Linked DNA regions of Mus musculus: region 2 is linked to region 1. The links are chromatin loops, found by intact Hi-C in ENCODE. Cell type or tissue: heart. All regions are shown on one strand. Each heading gives the region's core, and the rest is flanking DNA. Links, peaks and the distances in the headings are about the cores only.

Evidence for each region. Peaks named below come from ENCODE experiments on the same cell type or tissue, not always from the same donor. Only the 100,000 strongest peaks of a DNase experiment are listed, where the experiment ranks them.
Region 2: it touches region 1 in a loop (2.2-fold over the local background); 6 of 42 quality-filtered maps call a loop at or near these places.

What each region holds. Positions count from the first base shown.
Region 1 is chr13:41,462,046-41,471,339 of GRCm38, reverse strand. It overlaps a transcript of Nedd9 not described here. Among named protein-coding and RNA genes, the nearest start is that of Gm32401, 20 kb to the left of the region's middle. In heart, for the core only: no CTCF peak of the experiment used is centred there; DNase peaks (open chromatin) are centred at 4,039, 4,509 and 4,989; H3K27me3 peaks cover 5,496 bases.
Region 2 is chr13:41,566,853-41,576,146 of GRCm38, reverse strand. All of the region lies in intron 1 of Gm32184 (a long non-coding RNA gene), which reads left to right. Among named protein-coding and RNA genes, the nearest start is that of Tmem170b, 34 kb to the left of the region's middle. In heart, for the core only: CTCF peaks have their summits at 3,707 and 3,913 (motif pointing right); a DNase peak (open chromatin) is centred at 3,956; H3K27me3 peaks cover 885 bases.

The sequences.
Region 1 (9,294 bases), core at 571-8,570:
CAGAGCAATAGGACTAAGACAAAGAGTAAGCAAAAGAATAGAGTTTTCACAAAACAATTCAAGTGGAATGGTCCCAATATATAATTAGAATGAATACATGCATTTGAACTCATGGGATACAGTGGTCAAAGGACTGGTTGTTCATATCTGGGCGCATGGGTGCTCCTGAATGATTTAAGATGTGTCAAGTCAAAGTAAGATGGATAACAAACCAGAAGCAGAGAAAAGGAGAGAAATAAGAGTTGAAAATGAGATGATGCTGGTGTAATTTCAGATTACTATAGCAGAGAGTCACAGATTTATTTTTGGAGGTCAGAAGTACATGATCCAGAGGCCACTGTGGTTGAGGTCCTGCTCCTGGGTAGCAGGGGTTACCTTCTTGTGGTTGTACTCTCGCGTCTTAAAAAATAACAAGACAGATGAGAGGTCTCTATTTTAGTCTTGCGATCAAGGCACAAATCCATTCATGAGGATTGTAGCCCCATTATGTAACACTTCTCAAAACCTCCACCTCCTAACATCAGTATGTTAATGGCTAGGTTTCAATGCATGAATTTGAGAGATTCAGTCTATTAAAGCCAGTGCAATGCAGATTATTGAGATTCATTTTTCCTAATGTGCCTCCCAAATATTCCCTGGGTATCTATGACTTTGCCTTTGCTTGGGTAGATTTTTATCTAGTATATCAGGCTTAGCATTTAGCATACATGCGTATGTACATACATACACATGTACACACACACACACACACACACACACCCATACATCCATATACACACAGAGAGAGACTGAAAGAGAGAGAGAGAGAGAGAGAGAGAGAGAGAGAGAGAGAGAGAGGGAGGGAGGGAGGGGGAGAGAGGAGAGAGAGAGAGAGAGAGAGAGAGAGAGAGAGAGAGAGAGAGAGAGAGAGAGAGAGCACTTGTGACTTCTGAATATCATTTCTTGGACTCTCCAGTCCAGTCTAAGCACCAACGGCCTGGCCTTCCATATGTTATAGCTCTTCTCCCTAAGTGGGTATGCTAGAACAATCTACTCCCAAAGTATGGGAAATGGCAGAAAGGTGCTTTGGGAGCAAAGAAAAGAGGTTCATAGATCTAGTATTGCATAGTGCAATTTATTGATCAACTTACTGAGAGAAATATGGTCATAGTGTACAGCAATGTCAGGTAGATCTCTACTATTTGAGTCAGAAGAAGATGTCTGTGTATGCATATTGGTTAGGATAACTTCAGTGACTTCAGGCAAGCCAGATTGTACCTACTCTATTTTAAGAAAACATCAATGTTGAATACATCCCAGAAGCCAGGATTCAATTGAAATACATTTAATGACACTCTAATCATTTAACCTACTTATATTTCTCTAAGAGACAGTGCAGAAAACATAAAAACCAACTCTGACATCTCTAGGATAATTGTGGTGATTATGACACAAGATAGCTGTCCTCATGTCAAATTCAATCCAGTTTCTTTGTGAATCTCCCCTGACTGTGTTGCTATCTTCTCTTCTGGGTGTTGTGAGGGACTGAAGTTTGTTCCATTGGCAGTGTCATTAAACCACAGAATTCAGAGCTGGAAAGTGACATCACTTCTCTATCCAGTGACACTTTAGCAAATAAAACCTACTGCCTTCAGTACATCAGCATGACTCAGTGTGGTTACTACATATCAATCTGCCATGTTGCATGGAAAGTCTTGTTGTCCTTTGGTGATATGAAATGAATCTCAAGTTATCAAGGAACAAAGTGGGCGAATCATCATCTCTACCCTGAAAATATGTTCAAGGTCAAGAACATGTTTAGTGAAGTGTATGGCCACCTCATACAACAGATCTCCCTGAAGTCCAAGATAAATGGCTCAGGTGATTTGGAACGTCATATGAAAGAGAAGATTTTTCAAGTCTGCCTGACAGTGGATGAAGCAATATATATTTTTTAAAGATGTACTTATTATTATATCTAAGTACACTGTAACTATCTTCATATAGCACCAGAAGAGGGTGTCAGATCTCATTACAGATGGTTGTGAGCCACCATGTGGTTGCTGGGATTTGAACTCCGGACCTTCGGAAGAACAGTCAGTGCTCTTAACCGCTGAGCCATCTCTCCAGTCCAGATGAAGCAATATTTGTGGGACTGATGTAATTATTCCAGTCTGCAAGAACATGAGAAAAAGGTAAAATTTGCAGAGTTAGAACTTAACGATCACTCTATCCTGACTTATATATAGTTTTTTTTTCTATGTATGAATTTGTCAAGGGAAAATTCATACATACACACACACACACACACACACACACACACACACACACACACACATACACCCATACACACACACACACACACACACACACACACACACACACACACACACACATACCCATACACCCATACACACACACACACACACACACACACATAGCTTATGTCTTCTGGATACAAGAAAGAAAGGGAGTTTGTTCTTTCAAACCAGTTGGAAATGTCTTCACCATGTCTGAAAGATAAACAGAAGCTTCCCCAGCCCCTTCCTCAGGGAAATCCGAGCACAGAAAATGCTGCTGTTGGACTCCTCAGCAAAACCCATTTGCTTTTGAACTCTTTCGAGTATAGACAGGAAGGCTTTATGGAACAGCCCAGCTTGCTTCTCTAGCCGTTTTTCTGCGCAGAGATCAATACGATTTCTTTCTTCCTAGTCCCCTCACACCTGCCTCGGCTGAAACACTGATTGTTGACCTCTCAGCAATGCATAGGACTTTGAGATTCTTAGGGCCTGCCACTCCACGCTGTGAGACTTTTCTGTTCTCTCTGTGTTGCAAGCAGAAGCTCTTTAAGCATTTTGGACACAATACACGTAAGAGATGTGTTGCAACTGCAGATGGCCCTTACAAAAACATTTGGTCCTACACCACTACTAGAATGACGATCTGCAAGTTCTGCCTCCTTCTGCCCTACAAATGGCAATGTGTACTGTAAATTACAAGAATTCAGCCTTTCTTACTCTCTGTTGTATGAATGTGACCCTTGCTTTTGGTATCTGGCTTTTCTCAGGCTCTTTCAGAGAGAACAACTGTTCCTGATCTCTCCTCACAATACCTTTTCCTCCATCAGTACATCGTCTCTCACACATAGCAATGCCCACACTTTAAGTCAGAGAAAAAGAGTACTCATATCAAGAGATGATTTAAAACACATATCTGTATGTGCTTTGTGCTTATGTTCCCTTACACACACCACAGCATGAATGTCGGAGGACAGCCTTGGATGTTGGTCCAGCACTTCCATCTTGCTTGAGGCAGGGTCTCTCTTCCTGCCACTGTTTTGCGTTCTCCCGGCTAGCTGGCCCACAGGTCTCCAAGAGTCTTCTGTTTTTACCTCCTCTCTTGCAATAGGAGTGTTGCAACTGCAGACATGTGCTACGTTGTTCTTTTACATGGACTCTAGGAGTTCAAACTTAGCTTATCAGGCTGTTGACCAGAGCTTTCACCTCCTAGGACATCTCTTCTGCTCAAGAGGCAGTTATTAAGAGTGCCGTGAAGGTCACATTCCTGCTCTCTCCTAAGCACCTGTTCTACCATCCGCCATGCTCATGAAATCCCATGAGATTCCCCACTAGAAAACTATACGTTTTCCCTGGAGGATGACTGGTCTCTCTAAATGGCTTCCAAGGAGAAAAAAAAATTCCCAAATTAAACTTTTAAAAATCTAACATAACATTTTCCTGTCAGCATATTTGGAGATGATTCTTGAGACATAAAGATTGTAAACACAGAACCATAAAGGCTTTGGTAGAACTGGGCATGTTATAAGCATGTATCAACAATCCCAGGACTCAAGAATTGGAGACAGGGGGTATCATGAATTCAAGACCAAACTGAGGTACCTAACGAAACCTTGCCTCAACAACAAAAATCCACCCTCCTAGAGTTTACAAAGCCAAGCCAACTGGCCCACTTATAGCATTAAGGGGAAGTGCATTGGTCGCCCAACCACTAAGTGGCTGTCCCTTAGCTGTTGAAATGTCACATCTGGAGGTGGAATGCGGAAGCCATGGTGACTGTCTGGGTTAAAGGGCAGAGAAGGCTGGGTGTTGCTTCTGGTCACAGACTCTGCCCTTCCCTTAGGCAGATTTTATAGAACTAATTTAGAAAGGATCACAAGGATCCTCACAAGTAGAGGCTCTGGTTAGAGCCAAAACCCTTCTCCAGAGAGGAACCAGATGGACCCCTGTTCCTTAGGGATCATTAAACTATGCACCAACAAATTTACTGTCAGGGAAGCAGGATGAAAGAGAAAGACTCTGTTTGAAATTGTTCTTACTGTTATTTGTGTTTATTTGGGGGATGCCGTTTCTTATTTCAACCCGTTACGTAAAAGCTACAAAAGCCACATGAGCACCATTCCAGCGTTCCTCTAAAGCTTGGATCTCAGGCTCCTTATTTAGTGGTTAATAATGGTCAGTGGTTTCACTTCCTTTTTAACTTTATTTGGGGTGTGTCTAGCCTTGAGGTCTGGGATGTGGCCATGAGTAGTTCTCTGTAGTCCAAGAAGCATTGCTTGCCCTAATGGAGACAGTTAGAGAGACAGTATTATGCTGCCTGCAGCCTTCTCCACACTGAGAACAAAAACAACTGATGGGATATGAGATGCTCAGAGTCCCTGGTGCAACCATTGTAGGAGATTCAGTGATCATTCAGGAAGATCATTGTAAGCTTAGGAACAGGAATGAAGAGAAACAGCGATGAGAATGTGCCTGTGTAATCACCCTACAAATATATTTAAAAACCAAAACACTACAAGAAGATTTTTTTTAAAAAAGGTCAGAAATGAACTGGTGGGCAAGGCATAAATAGAAAGTAATAAAGCAAAATGGAATTTGTAGAAGATTAGGCAGGATTGGCCAGGGGCCCCAGAATAGGACACAGCCGCTGTTGGTACATTGTGCTCAGTGCAAAGTTCCTAATGTTGAAAGCAGGAAATCCTGTTGTTCCCACCCATATCCTCAGCCAAGGTCCCATGAGACTGCCTCAGAGCCAACAGAATCAGTTCTCCTGTGGTAAAGGATATAGTCCATAGTCTTCAAGCAGCTGACTGCAAAGAAAAGATAGATTCTTGAGGTGATGGGTATACCAGTTATCTGGTTTGATCATTATATCACATGTTTTAAAATATCTCACTGTATTCCACAAATATACATTTAGTATTAAAGCCAGGGCTTCTTTGTGTTAAGCAAATATTCAACCACTGAACTATACCTCCAATCTTTTCCATTCTTCACCAGAAATTTACTAATTACTGTACTAGGTTGAGGTCCAAAGGCAATGGTATGAACGACGTAAAGAGACCACACTAGATACTCAACTGAATTTAGGATCTAAAATGGTGCTCCTAATGGCAGGTGACAGCTTCTGAAAACAGTTTCTATGTCTGCATATATCTGGTCTTGCCTGGTTCTACTCTAACAGAAATAGGGGTGGATGAGGCAGCAATCCCTCTTCTCACAAGCCCTCAGGGTGCATGGAAAGTTCAAGATGTACCAAACATGGAGTCAAACAATGGTTTCTGTTGGTCGTTTTTGAAATGCGAGGAAAGCAATCTATCATTGATGAGAGTTGATGAACTGACATTCGTGAATAATTTATATTCATGTCACCTTCAAAGATTTTAAAAAACAACAACACAGATCTCTGGCTCCAACCAATTCTTGTAAAGCCCAAATTCACAGATGTGTGAAGCCAGTACTGTGTTTCTAAAGCACCCTAGGTGGTGTTAGGAGCCACCAGGTGCAGGAACACTGGCCTATAGGAACCCCTTGCCTCAAAAACAAAAGGAAATCATGGAATTCTAGAGGGAGGTCCCACAAAGACCAGAAGTTCCCTCAATTTAAATATGTAAGTCCCATTTTTAAAAAGACCCTTCTCTGGTTGTGACAGGAGAGGTTATTCTCTATACTGCCTTTCTGCAGCAGTCCCTGTAGCCCTTTATGGAAGTCTGCATCTCCAAAGGCCTGCTTGAAACACCCTGAGGGCTCTGTTGTTACCCCTCCATAGACCCTTATACATTAATGATGAAACTAGTCTCAAAAAAAGCAACATTACCTGATTATGGGCCAAAAACATGTGACCAGCCTTCCAGATTTGCTGGGGACTAGCATTTCCAAGACATAGTAATATATTGGGTTTTTAATCTATCTATCATCTATTTGTTTGTCTGTCGGTTGCCTGTGCCCTGAACTACTCACTGTCTGACCCTACCTGCCCTTAAGGACTGGAGGTGAGGTGGCACAGAGTCAACGACACAGACTCTGAACACTGCTGCAAGCTCCTTTAATACCCTTCACCCACATCCCATTGGTCCCAAGAAAGCATCTCTTCTAAACAGCAGTTCCTGATTGGCTGGCCTTGTCTGCATTAGCAATTCTTGGTCTCTCAGGCAGTCCTCAATTAGATCCTCCTGCAGGAGATGCTTTTGTGGCTGTGCCGGGCATGGGGGTAGTTTTTACATAGAGGCAGCCTCTATCTATCTATCTATCTATCTATCTATCTATCTATCTATCTATCTATCTATCTATCTGTCTATCTATCTATCTATCTATGATGTGTGTGCATGTACTGTATGGTAGCAGTGGAAGTCAGAGGACAGCTTTCAGGAGTTGGTTCTCTTTCCACTATGTTGGCCCCAGGGAATCAAACTCAAGTCATCCAGCTTAGAAACTAATGCCTTGACCCACTTGAGCCATCTTGCTTTAAACTAGAGATACTCTAGGACAAATCAGGGTGAACGGGCCACTTCAGATCATAACATCTACCAAGCCCATAGTTCTTGCCTTTAGGAAAGTTCTTTATTGTACTGTGTCTTAGTTAGGGTTTTACTGCTGTGAACTGACACCATTACCAAGGCAACTCTTATAAGGACAACATTTAATTGGGGCTGGATTACAGGTTCAGTCCATTATCATCAAGGCAGAAAGCATGGCAGCATCCAGGCAGACAAGGTGCAGGAGGAGCTGAGAGCTCTACATCTTCATCTAAGGCTGCTAGTGGAAGACTGGCTTCTAGGCAGCTAGGATGAGGGTCTTAAAGCCCACACCAACAGTGACACACCTACTCCAACAGGGACACACCTTCTAATAGTGCCACTCCCTGGGCCAAGCATATACAAACCATCACACCATGTTACTGGAAAAAGAGTTGAGATTACTGTTCCTTTCCTTCGTAAAACTTGATTCTCTGCTTTGAAAGATCAATGCTGCCAATGGCTTTCAAAAACATTTCTGTTGTCCCATTATGCCTGCATTCATGTCTTCTCTGCCTCTCAAGTCATTCCATCCAATGATATGACAAGTATACAAATTTGTGACATATGGCATTGTGATGGATTGTATATTCTCGGACCATGGAGTGGTACCATCTGGAGGTGTGGCCTGGTTGGAATAGGTGTGTCACTGTGGGTGTGGGCTTAAGAGTCATCCTAGTTGCCTGGAAGTCAGTCTTCCACTAGCAGCCTTTGGATAAAGACGTAGAACTCTCAGCTCCTCCTGCACCATGCCTGCCTGGATGCTGCCATGCTCCCACCTTGATGGTAATGAACTGAACCTCTGAATCTGTAAGCCAGCCCAATTAAATGTTTTTTTTATAAGACTTGCCGTGGTCATGGTGTCTGTTCACAGCAGTAAAACCGTAACTAATACAGTCATTATACTTTATAAAACTCTGTGTATTATATACCCTGAGTTGCCAGTAAAAGACATCTAGTAGCCAATGCCCTAAATAAACAAGAGAAGTACAGTAGTTAGAACAGAAAGGAGGGGTTGTAAACAGCCACAAGAGGTCAAATGCAGACAACTGACTGTGGGGCCCAGCCCTAGCTGATAACTCTGTAGCACAACTCCAGCACCTAAGGCTCAAGAAATCTCACAGAAAACGAAGTAGAAGGACTCTAAAAGTCAGAGGATTGGGAGGTTTGCTTTCTTTCCTTCTTCAATAGAGGAACCAGATTGTTTTCTGTATTGGATGAGAATCTGTACCTGTGAGCTCTCAACAGTAGGCTTGGTTAGATGGGGCATAAACGGTGACAATACCAGTTGACCTGGGAAATGTCATAAGGCCCCACTCCTAGATGACCAGCTATAGGCAATTAACGACTACTAAGAGAGGGAGAATCAGGGTCATCTGCTGGTATCCAATACCAAGTGGTCAGCCCTAAACACAGATATAAGCAAGCAACACTGAAGGGATTCAAAAGGCTCTATTTATAAATTTCTGTGTATGTAGATGTGAAACGGTAATAAATGTTTTTAAGTTCCTGGCACTGTTGGGCATAGGTTTATCTTGTCGAGACTTGGTCTCTTCCACCTCTGTTCACTGACATGGTTTTCCCCACACTGGCAGCAATATGGCAGCTGCAGTTGTGTGCATCCACAATCCTCCCCCAAACCCAACCAACTTCATCTTACTCCCAATTCCTTTTATAAACTTGCCTAAGGTCATCTTCCTGGGGTAGGATAAAACCAACCTAGCCAAGAGCAAGTACAATTACATTTGTTTGGGGTCTCATAATAGTGGCAATCCATGAAAAGAGAGACTCCCACAGAATTGAAGATGTGCTCACAGGTTTTACAAGATGGCAGCTGTACTTACAGCTTTAAGCTACAATGGGATCAGTAATTCCATTGGTTGCTATTCTGAAATGGTAAGCAAAGCTGGCTGAAGTGTCCCTGACAGCATCTAGTAGATAAAAGAGGGGACTTTGTCATAGGTCAACAGAGACTACGAATCTTACAAAACCACCTCATGTGCTACATCCATCTGTAGCTCAATGCAAGGTTTCAGCTCAGAGGTATCTGACTGACAAGGCTTCTCAGAGAGAGAGATGAGGTGACATACCCAGCAGTCCAGCACTGAGGGGTCTGAGGAGAGAGGATCTTCAAAGCAGGCAAACCTGGGATACAAATGAAGACCCTTTTCATACTACCTCATCATAAATATTGACTTCCTAACTCCACTTTAAGTCCCCCAAACAAATGTCATTTCATTTTAGTTTATCTTGTTCTTGGCAAACCTTCTTTGAGTTGACTTGTACCCTTTGCCTGTTTCTAAAGCACATACTGATGTTGGGACAATATAATATCCTGATGCACTGCACTATAGCCTTGTGCCAACACCGTCAGGCATAGACTTGGAACACCGAGTTACATTTCCCAAAGGCAGTCAGAGTATGTTCTAGAAAGGAGGGAAGATGGAAGTTGGTTAGGTATAAACAATTGGTGCCGGGGAGTCTTGGGTGGACTTCAATGGAGC
Region 2 (9,294 bases), core at 870-8,869, 100 kb before region 1:
AATAGAGTATAGTCTTATAAAATATAGTCTATGGTTATAACAGGTTGAAATAGATATTGATACTAGAAAGGTATTTGGGAAAATCCTCAAGGATTTGAAAATTGAATAGCACTTTTTAAAAATACATAGCAGACTTTAAAAAGATCAAAATAAAAATTGGAAAATATTTTAAATTAAAATTAAAAAATTAACATTAAATTTCATTAGCTGAAATGACCATTGCTGGTTGTGGCTTATGGCTAAAGTAGAGTGTAGAAGGAAATTTCTAGCATTAAACAACTTATGAGAACTTCCTCATTTCAATGACCTCAATTTTCAGCTTTAAGTTTACCCATAGCCAAGTAAAAGAAAAGAAACAATAAATATAGGAACATGAATAAATAAAACAGAAAAACAATAAATAAAATTAATGAACCCAAAGCTTGTGTTTTAGAACAACAAAGATGATAAACTTTTAACCATACCTATTAGATTGAAAGCAGAGAAGACACAAATTACCAATATCAGAAACAAGAAATGACCATCATTACAGACCCCACAGACATTCAAAAGACGGTTAAGGGAATATGGCAGACAGCTTTACACAAATAGATTTGATAAATGAAATAAAGGGGCCAGGGACATTGCTCATCTGGTAGATCACTCTTCTAGAATATACAAGTCCCAGGTTCTTCACCACTGCAAAGACCAGAAGAGGTGGTGCACACCTGTATCCTTAGCACTCAAGAGGTGGAGACAGGAAGCACAACAGTTTAATGTCACCCTCAGCTAGTGAGCATGTTAGACGCCCACCTGAAATAACTGAGATCCTGTCTCAAAATAAACTAACAATAGTACTAGTACTAGTTAGTTAGTTAGTTAGTTTTAGTAATAGTAGTAGTAGTAACCTTGAAAGACTCAAAATACAGAATTTTCTTCAAGAAGAGGTTAGGCACGCTAATGCAGCTATTCACAACTTATGGGTTGAGACCCTTTTTGGAGTTCAATAACCCTTTCACAGGGTGGCCTAAGATCATGGGAAAACAGATGTTTACATTATGATTCATAACAGTAACAAAATTACAGTTATAAAGCAGCAATGAAGATAACTTATAGTTGGGGATCACCACAACATGAGTAACTGTATTAAAGAGTTGTAGCAATGGGATGGTTGGGAGCCACTGTTACAATGCTTTTGAGGAAGTTCAGTTCGTAATATGAAACTTTCTACAAGTAAAATTCCAATATCTTTATCAATTAATTTTATCAAATCAAAAAAGAAATAGTACTCTTTCTATCCAAACTGTTTAGTAACATAGCAGAGAACAAAACCCTCTCTGCCCTTTAACAAACCAGTTTTACATTAGAAGAAAAACAAATGAATATGTTACCAAAATGAGACACAGGACAGTGCCTCTCTTAAGCATAACTCCAAGTAAATATTTAAAAATTAACTCCTTTAATACATAAAAGAAAAATGTGTGATGACTGAGTGAGATTCATTCCAGACATATAGGTGGTACAATATTAGACAATCAATTTAGGGGCTGGAGAGATGGTTCAGCAGTCAAAAGGTCCTGAGTTCAATTCCCAGAACCCACTCAGCAGTTCACAAACATCCATGACTCTAATTCCAGGCAACCTGATGCTCTCTTTTGGCCTCTTCAGGGACTAGGCACACATGTGATGTACAGCTGTAACATGCAAGTAAAACACTGATACACTAAACATTTATAAAATCAGTTAATATATTAACAGACTAAAGAGGAAACATTTGTATATGTATATGCATATGTACATATGTATATATAAATGAAAAGGTCAGATACTGAAGGCTTTCTTCCTAAGATTTAAAAAAAAAGAAGGTATTTACTCCTAATATCCTAGTTAGCATTATGCTGGACTTCTTAGCTGGTATAAAAAGTCAAGATGAATTAGTTAAGTGAAATACAGATCAAGAAGAAAGAAAACTTCTATTCGGCGAGCAATAGTTGTCTACACAGACAATACCACAGAATTGATTTAAAAATCCTTCAGTTTGGTTTGGCAATATTTCAGGATACTACAGGGGCAATTGTATTCTATTCACCAGCAATGAGCAAACAGGAAGTAGAATTTTAAAACTGGTGTTATTTTTAAGATCGTCCAAAGACTAGTTATTAACATACTGAAGTAAATGTATCATCTCTGTGTCATTGATGTAACAATGAAATCATTTCTAAATCCGTGAGCACTATGGGACTGGTTCCCCTACCTCCCCATCTCTCACTTGGAGAATCAAAGCAGTGTCTGTACTTATCTTGTTATTTTCTTTGCTCATCTGTGAAATGAGACAAATAATGACTTCAGGCAGAAGCAACGTGACCTCCTGGGGTAGACTAACTACTCAATAAACATTAGCTCATTTTACTTTTACTTAAGTACCCATTACTAGAAGGTACAGAGGAAATCACCTTTTTACCGATTTTACACATTGTTTCCACAAGGGTTGTTCTGAAACAAATTGTGCATGTCATACTTTTACCCATGTGGCATCTACAGAACCTGCCACTTGGTGATGCTGCTTCATCGAGCATCCTTGAGTGCAGCATCAGCTGCCACCTGTTGCAGACTCTACCCAGCCAATGATAGAGCAAAATGAACTCTTTTGCTCACCAAGCTGAACTTGTCTACAGGGGTCCTTTGTCTTGGTCCTCTCTATCTGGAGGGGAAAGATAAAGACTCCCCAGGAAGAGTCAAACAACAGACCTTTCCCGTTTCCATCTACTTAGCATTGGCCATTGGAATAATTCCTACCTAGAGTCCTTGATCTATGAGGTCAGTGCTGTCACAGTGGAGATGAGCAAATAGGAGCTGGCCTCCTGTCAAGACAATAAGCACAAAAGCCAACTCAGTAATCTCTGTCATATTGCTATGTGGCTAGTCTCTCCTGCAAGAACTGGCTGGATCTTGCAGAATAATAGATGACTCCAAGTCAGCCTGGTAGTGTTCTTCCTTGGAGCTGCTGTGTCTGTCACTATCCTGTGGGTTTATATTTTCATTGATTGGAAGTGTATCAGTCTTTGGTACACTAATAAACATTAACTTAACAGTCTTGTCTGGGGACAGATTTGCCTCCCTCCTCCCACACAAATCCACAGATTTAGTAGGGCTTGATCTGTTCCGATGTTATGAAGAAGTCTTTTAAAAAAAAAAAAAAGTACTTTTGACCCTATTCACTGAAGAGCAAAATTGGGATAATGATGGTACTGACCTCAGAGTTTGGAAAAGAATGAAATAAAATCACTATAGTTTGATCACATTTTTATGAAGACGGCCATTCAAATACATGTGTTACACCCAGTCCTCTTTTTCCCTTGGGACATGACACTTCTAGGCGGGAGGATGAGTTATGTTCTTTGTCTGTGAGCTTGGGTGAAGCCACTTCTATCAATAGCTCAGGCTGACACTGGTGACTTCTGAGGTGGGTCATGAGAGGGAGCTTAGAATTTTCTAGGTTCTCTTTCTTGGCACACTTCCTTGGATGCCATGAGCCAACGAGGCAGCCACCAACCATGTAAGCCTACAAGCCAGCACCAGCTGGTTACACTGTATGAAAAACACATCTCTAGGCAGAACCATGCGTTTGCCTGCTCCAGGGCCCAAGATGCCATGTCTGAGAGCAGGTGATTACTGTCCGGTGAATCTCCTGTGTTAGGGGGTGATCACTCCCACTAAACCTGTACCAACCAAGTCCTAAGCACTATGCCTACCAAATGTAACTGCTTGCTCTCTTTGTGTGTGTGATAGTTAGTGATTTGTAATTTTCGTATTTAAAAATTTGTGCTTTGAATTAATACTCACTGCTTTAAACTCAATAAACAAATATTTAATTAGCATCTTGGCTGTTTTTGTGGTCTCCACCAGAGGGCAAACTGTCCCGCCACAAACAGAAACCCATCGGTGAATCTTGGAAGTATAGTTCCACAATCAAACACCAGGGGGAACCAGTGCCTAATTTATCTTTGTCCTTTTGAGAAGGTGAAATTGACAAGAGCCTTCAAATTCAAGACACTGGCCACAGGGAAGGTTCGGAGGAAATGCTCTCTGAAACTCAAGACACTTTGTTGTGATAAGTAACTTAGCCTCCATCCTGGTTTACAGACAGAAGGGAGAGAAACTCTACCTTTCCTGTATTTTGGGTGCAGCAGGGCAGGTAGCATTTCCTGAAAAAGGAGAGGGGATCTAGAAGCCTGTAATTCCCAGACAATGCTCTAACGTGTGACTGTGACAACCACATTCTGTGCTGCCTCTGGCTTCTGACACAACACAGACAGTATTTCTGTATTCCATGCTCGTAGGCATCAGTATATTTGTGTATTATATATCACGCTAGGACGGTTACTGAAAGGGTAACATTTGTATCACCATTTTAAGTAACTCTTACTCAACATTCTTTCCTAGTTCTTTGTTTTGTATACACAGGGATTTAATGGTTCAATGACTGTGAAAATGGCCGGCTATTCTCACTGCAGGGAATCTGGGGACCAAATTGCTTACAGTGAATTAATTGCAGGAACCAAACACATTGTAAGACTCCTGCTTTCCTGACAAATGGGAAGCAGATTTTGCCCATAATTGTGCACGCTAATCCAAGAGCGTTGGCAACCTGTAGTCAAAATGGCAGCTTCTATGTGAGTCTGGGAGAACGCTGCAGTGGCCCTGAGCTGGATCAAGGGGAGTCAAGCTTCGACAGGCCAGTGATCTGGAGAATAAAGACAGCGTTGTAGTCAGCACCTCTGATTCCAGTGTCTGAAGACAAGATTGAGACTTTACAACATGGTAGAGTATAAATCAAAGGGAGACAGAGGCTAGGGGCAGATTGAGCTTTGAAGAACTGGTTTTTGTTGTTTTTGTCTTCCTTCCTTCCTTCCTTCCTTCCTTCCTTCCTTCCTTCCTTCCTTCCTTCATTCCTTCCCTCCTTCCTTCCCTCCCTCCCTTCCTTCCTTCTTTCTTTCCTTCCTATCACTCTATATCTTTCTTCTTTCCATCCCTTCCCTTCCCTTCTCTTCCCTTTCCCTCCCTCCCTCCGTCTCTCCCTCCTTCCCTCGCTCCGTCCTTCCTTTTTGTCTCTCTTCATCTTTCTTCTTTCCCTTTCTTTCTCTCTTTCTTTCTTCTCTCTCTCCCCTTCCCTCCCTCCCTCATTCCTTTCTTTCTTCAGTTCTTTTTTTTTTTTAATAATCCTTCAATTTTGACTCAACCCCTACCTGAGAACACCTACCATTTTTTCTCATGAGCCACTAGGCAAACTAATGAAGGACTGATCATATCAAAACATATCTACCCTAGACTTCATTAACAACAACAACAACAAAACCCACATGTAAACACAGAGGTAAGGTGAATCTGTGGACTTAGGTCCTAATTTTGTATGTGTGGTGTCTGTGTGTGTGTTTGTGTATGTGAGTGTGGTGTGTGTGTGTGGTATGTGTGTGATATGTGTGCTGTATATGTGGTGTGTGTAGTATGTGTCTGTGTGTGTGGTGTATGTGTTGTGTATGTGTGTTGTGTATAGGGTGTGTGTGCATGTGTGTGTGCATGACAGTGCTGATTTTCAGTTTACTGGTTCACATTCATGTGTCACACACACTTCTCTGTGACTCGTTGGTTATATAGCAAAGGCTGTCTGCTAAGGCTTCACTACAAATTTTGGATTATGAGAGCCTCAGGATATCTCGAAGACCTCCCAGTTACTTCTCAAAATCCCAAAGAGTGTCACACTATGCTCCTGAGATGTCTTGGCCCACAAATTGACTTGTGGTTGTAAAGTGGAAGGGGTAATAAGTCCTCACACTATTTAGGGATTATTGGCTGGGTCTCCAAGCTCTGACAAAGTCATTGGGATTTTCAGGTCACTCAGGTGGGCCATAACACTTAACACGTGGCTACTCTTCTGTCCTCTGATCCCTGCAGCTTGTCAGTACAAGAAGACCGAGGTAATGAAACATTTCTATATGCCCTGTTCCTAGGATGGTTTCTATGGCCTCGTGTTTAAGGTTAGTTCTCAATCAAGTCTGTGAGATGCTAAGTGGGCATTCTGTGGTATTAATGGCCATTCATACCTCCTGGATTCTTAAAAAAATGAAAAGGCCGTAGTTCTGTGGCCAGAGTCTGTACTTGTGCCAAGGAATACTTCCTTTCCATAAGTCACTCGCCTCTCAGGCAGCTAAATCCCCACAGTGAGCTAACATGTGGGGCTCTCCCTTCCCCTTGGCTGTGCAACTCTCTAGTGGGCACAGAGAAGCAAGGTACCTGGGTTTCATAGGTAGAAGACTCAGTGACTACCCTCTTTGGCAGTAAGTTATTTTAAATGGGGATTGAGTCAGTATTTGGACTTTCAGATTGGCATGTTTGTAAGGGATGGAGTCACCAGAAGGGGTTGTCTAGCATGGCAGCTCAAAGATGAGGACAGTTCTCTGAGATCAGAGGAGACTGGAGGATGTCTCAGGAAGGAAAGGCTTTGAGGACCTGAGTTAAGATCTATAGCACTCACATAAAAGCTGGAAACATTGGCAGGACATACAATGTTGGCAAGCAGTGCTGGCAGGCAAGACAGGAGAATTCTCAGTGGTCAGCTTGCCCGGGCGATTGGTAAGATCTAGGGAAATCATTGAGAAACTCTATCTCGCAGAATAAGGTGGAGATAACAGAGGAAGACTCTTGATGCCAGCCTCTGGTCTTGACATGTGCATGCACAGGTGTGGGTGTGTGTACACATCACACACACACACACACACACACACACACACACACACACACACACACCTCTGCACCTTTCTGCATCCAAGCGGTAAGTCTCCTACCCCTCTCTTCGATTCTGTCAGCATTAGAATTTCCCCGGAGGCCGGCCAACTTGGTCTTTTCCACCCAGACTTCCATTTAGCAACCTGAGTGATGCTCATTTCCTGTGAGTTTTGCAATGGCCTTGCAAAATTATTCCATTTTTGTAATAATGGAGAGGGTTCATGAACTGATTCGGACACTGACCACCTGGAAACACCCGTTTGTTTACCAAGGAAGTCCTTGTCAGTCCTTCCCTGTCTGACCCCTCTTCTCACTTCTTTCCGTTTTCATTTAAATCCTCCAGCCAGACTCTGCTTCCCTGTGACTTGATAAAGTGGGACATACCTCTGTCACTTCATCAAACTTACCCGTGTGACCCTCTCAGAGTCTGATACTATGAGAGGACTGGTTTCGGCAGAGGAGTACACAGTTGCTACTTTCCCCTGACTGCTTGGTATATCACAAGCTCTGGCTTCTCTAGGAGAAGAAAGGCTAACTGGGGTGGCCTTCACTAGAGGTATCTGTTCTCTGGTTGCAATTAGGGGGAGTAGCTGGGAGAAGTAAGCTAGACCACATGCAAATGCGGATCAAGGCCTAAAGATGTGATATCAGACTTAAAGAATGCAAGAACTGTTTTTAAAAGTAGGCAAGTTGCCTGTTGTGTGGGCAGCCCCAGGAAGGACCATCTCTCCTCTTTGTGCAGTGATATACAAACAAAGGCATTAAATAGAATATAGGGTGATACCCATGCCAGCATCCCTAGTCCCCTGCCTCCTGATGGTGCCTGTGGTATAATCATTACCATCTGGAGAGAAGGTTTCTCTCCTAGAGGCCTAATCAGCAGTTGGAATTCCAGGCAGGATTCTCCAATGAGGGATAAGGGGAACTGACGTCCCTCAGAGGATTCTGGCGCAGGCTTTCTCACTGATCACACACCTTGTGCTGCTCCAGAGCCAACTCTGTAACTGTTTTTATTGACGTCTGTGATAGCTCAACTTCATATCAAATACTCCCCTCCTACCCTGCCTTTCTCTACCCAGTCTGAGTGAGGCTTGCCCCAGTAGGGCTCAGTTCATGGCAGTTCCTGTACCGACCTTTGTAACTTGTCTTTTGCTACTCTATGGGTTCTTCTTTCTTCCACCCTTCTCCACCTTCCCTCTAACCTTTCAACCCTCTAACATTATAAAAGAGAGAAAAAAGGATAGAGAAGAAAGGAAAGAAATTATTGAATAAAGTCAGGGGTCAGAAATTGGGCGACCTTGTTATTAGACTACTTCCTGCTGATCAGAGGTGTTGAGTTCCTTGGGGCAAGTTTGATCTCCATAATTAGGATATCTAATTTCTTGCTGCTGTTCTTTCTTTGCACAGGACTACTTGTCAAACAGTGAACAACCAACCACCAACAACCTTGCCCCTGGGGGCCTTATTATTTACATACCTTCTGAAAAATCCCCAGAATTCCAAACATCCCACAACTGCAGAAGTGATCTACAGGTGGCAAAAATCACACTCCTGCTAGAGCACGAGGCAAATCATAGATGGCTGCTGTGGACAATGTGAAGCAGCCCCATATCCCAAACCTGGGATTAAAACGAAAATGTGTTTTTATAATATTTCTGTGTTTTCAAAGAAACCAAAACTCCAAAATTGTCACTGTAAACCTTGGGTTGGTTGAGCAACTTAAAAGCCTTAAGCTTGAGTGTGTAGCTCAGTCTATAATGAATGATCAATGATCCTGACAACTAGCACCTATGCAGTATTGTGTTCTTGCTCCGATTTCACTGGGGTGGGCTATTTCAGAATGACCTATGGCAATAACTGTCATCTTCTGAGTATCTTTCCTATTATCATTTTTACTTTTATTTTATTTTATTTTATTTTATTTTATTTTATTTTTGAGGCAGAGTCTTACTGTATAGTTCAGGCTGGTCCCGAACTCATCATGTTGTGAAAGCTAGTCCTAAGCTTTCACTCTTTCTGCCTCTGTCTCCTGAATGTGGAGTACAGCCATGTACTCATTTTGCATGGGGTTCCACCTCTCACCCACCAGTCTTCACTTTGCAACTGGGATTATCCCAGTTGATGAGTCCTAAAAGCCAAGCTCATCTTTACCGGGTGTCTACATTGAAAATTTGTACTGCAATCTTAGCTCTACCTTGGGACCCTTGACAGCTTAAGATCGGCCCCTTTGTCATCTCTATTAGCACTGGAAGATGCCCCTAGATAAAGAAAGGACCTTTTTATGCTGCTTTCTGAAACTTCGGTTCTCAGTCATTCCTACCTCTAAGTGCACCCTCCCATCCTGGGCATGCTTAGCTGTGCTTTCCATCTCTTTTCTAAAAGCAATGCCTTATGACTATGAAGATCCATCCCTAGGTCACCCGTCCATTATCCTGGGAGCAGTTTCCCACTAAACAATGTCACAATGAAGAATGGGGCTCAAAATCTATTTTTCCTGTTGCTTTAATGAGCTTATTTATTATCAGTGTGAGT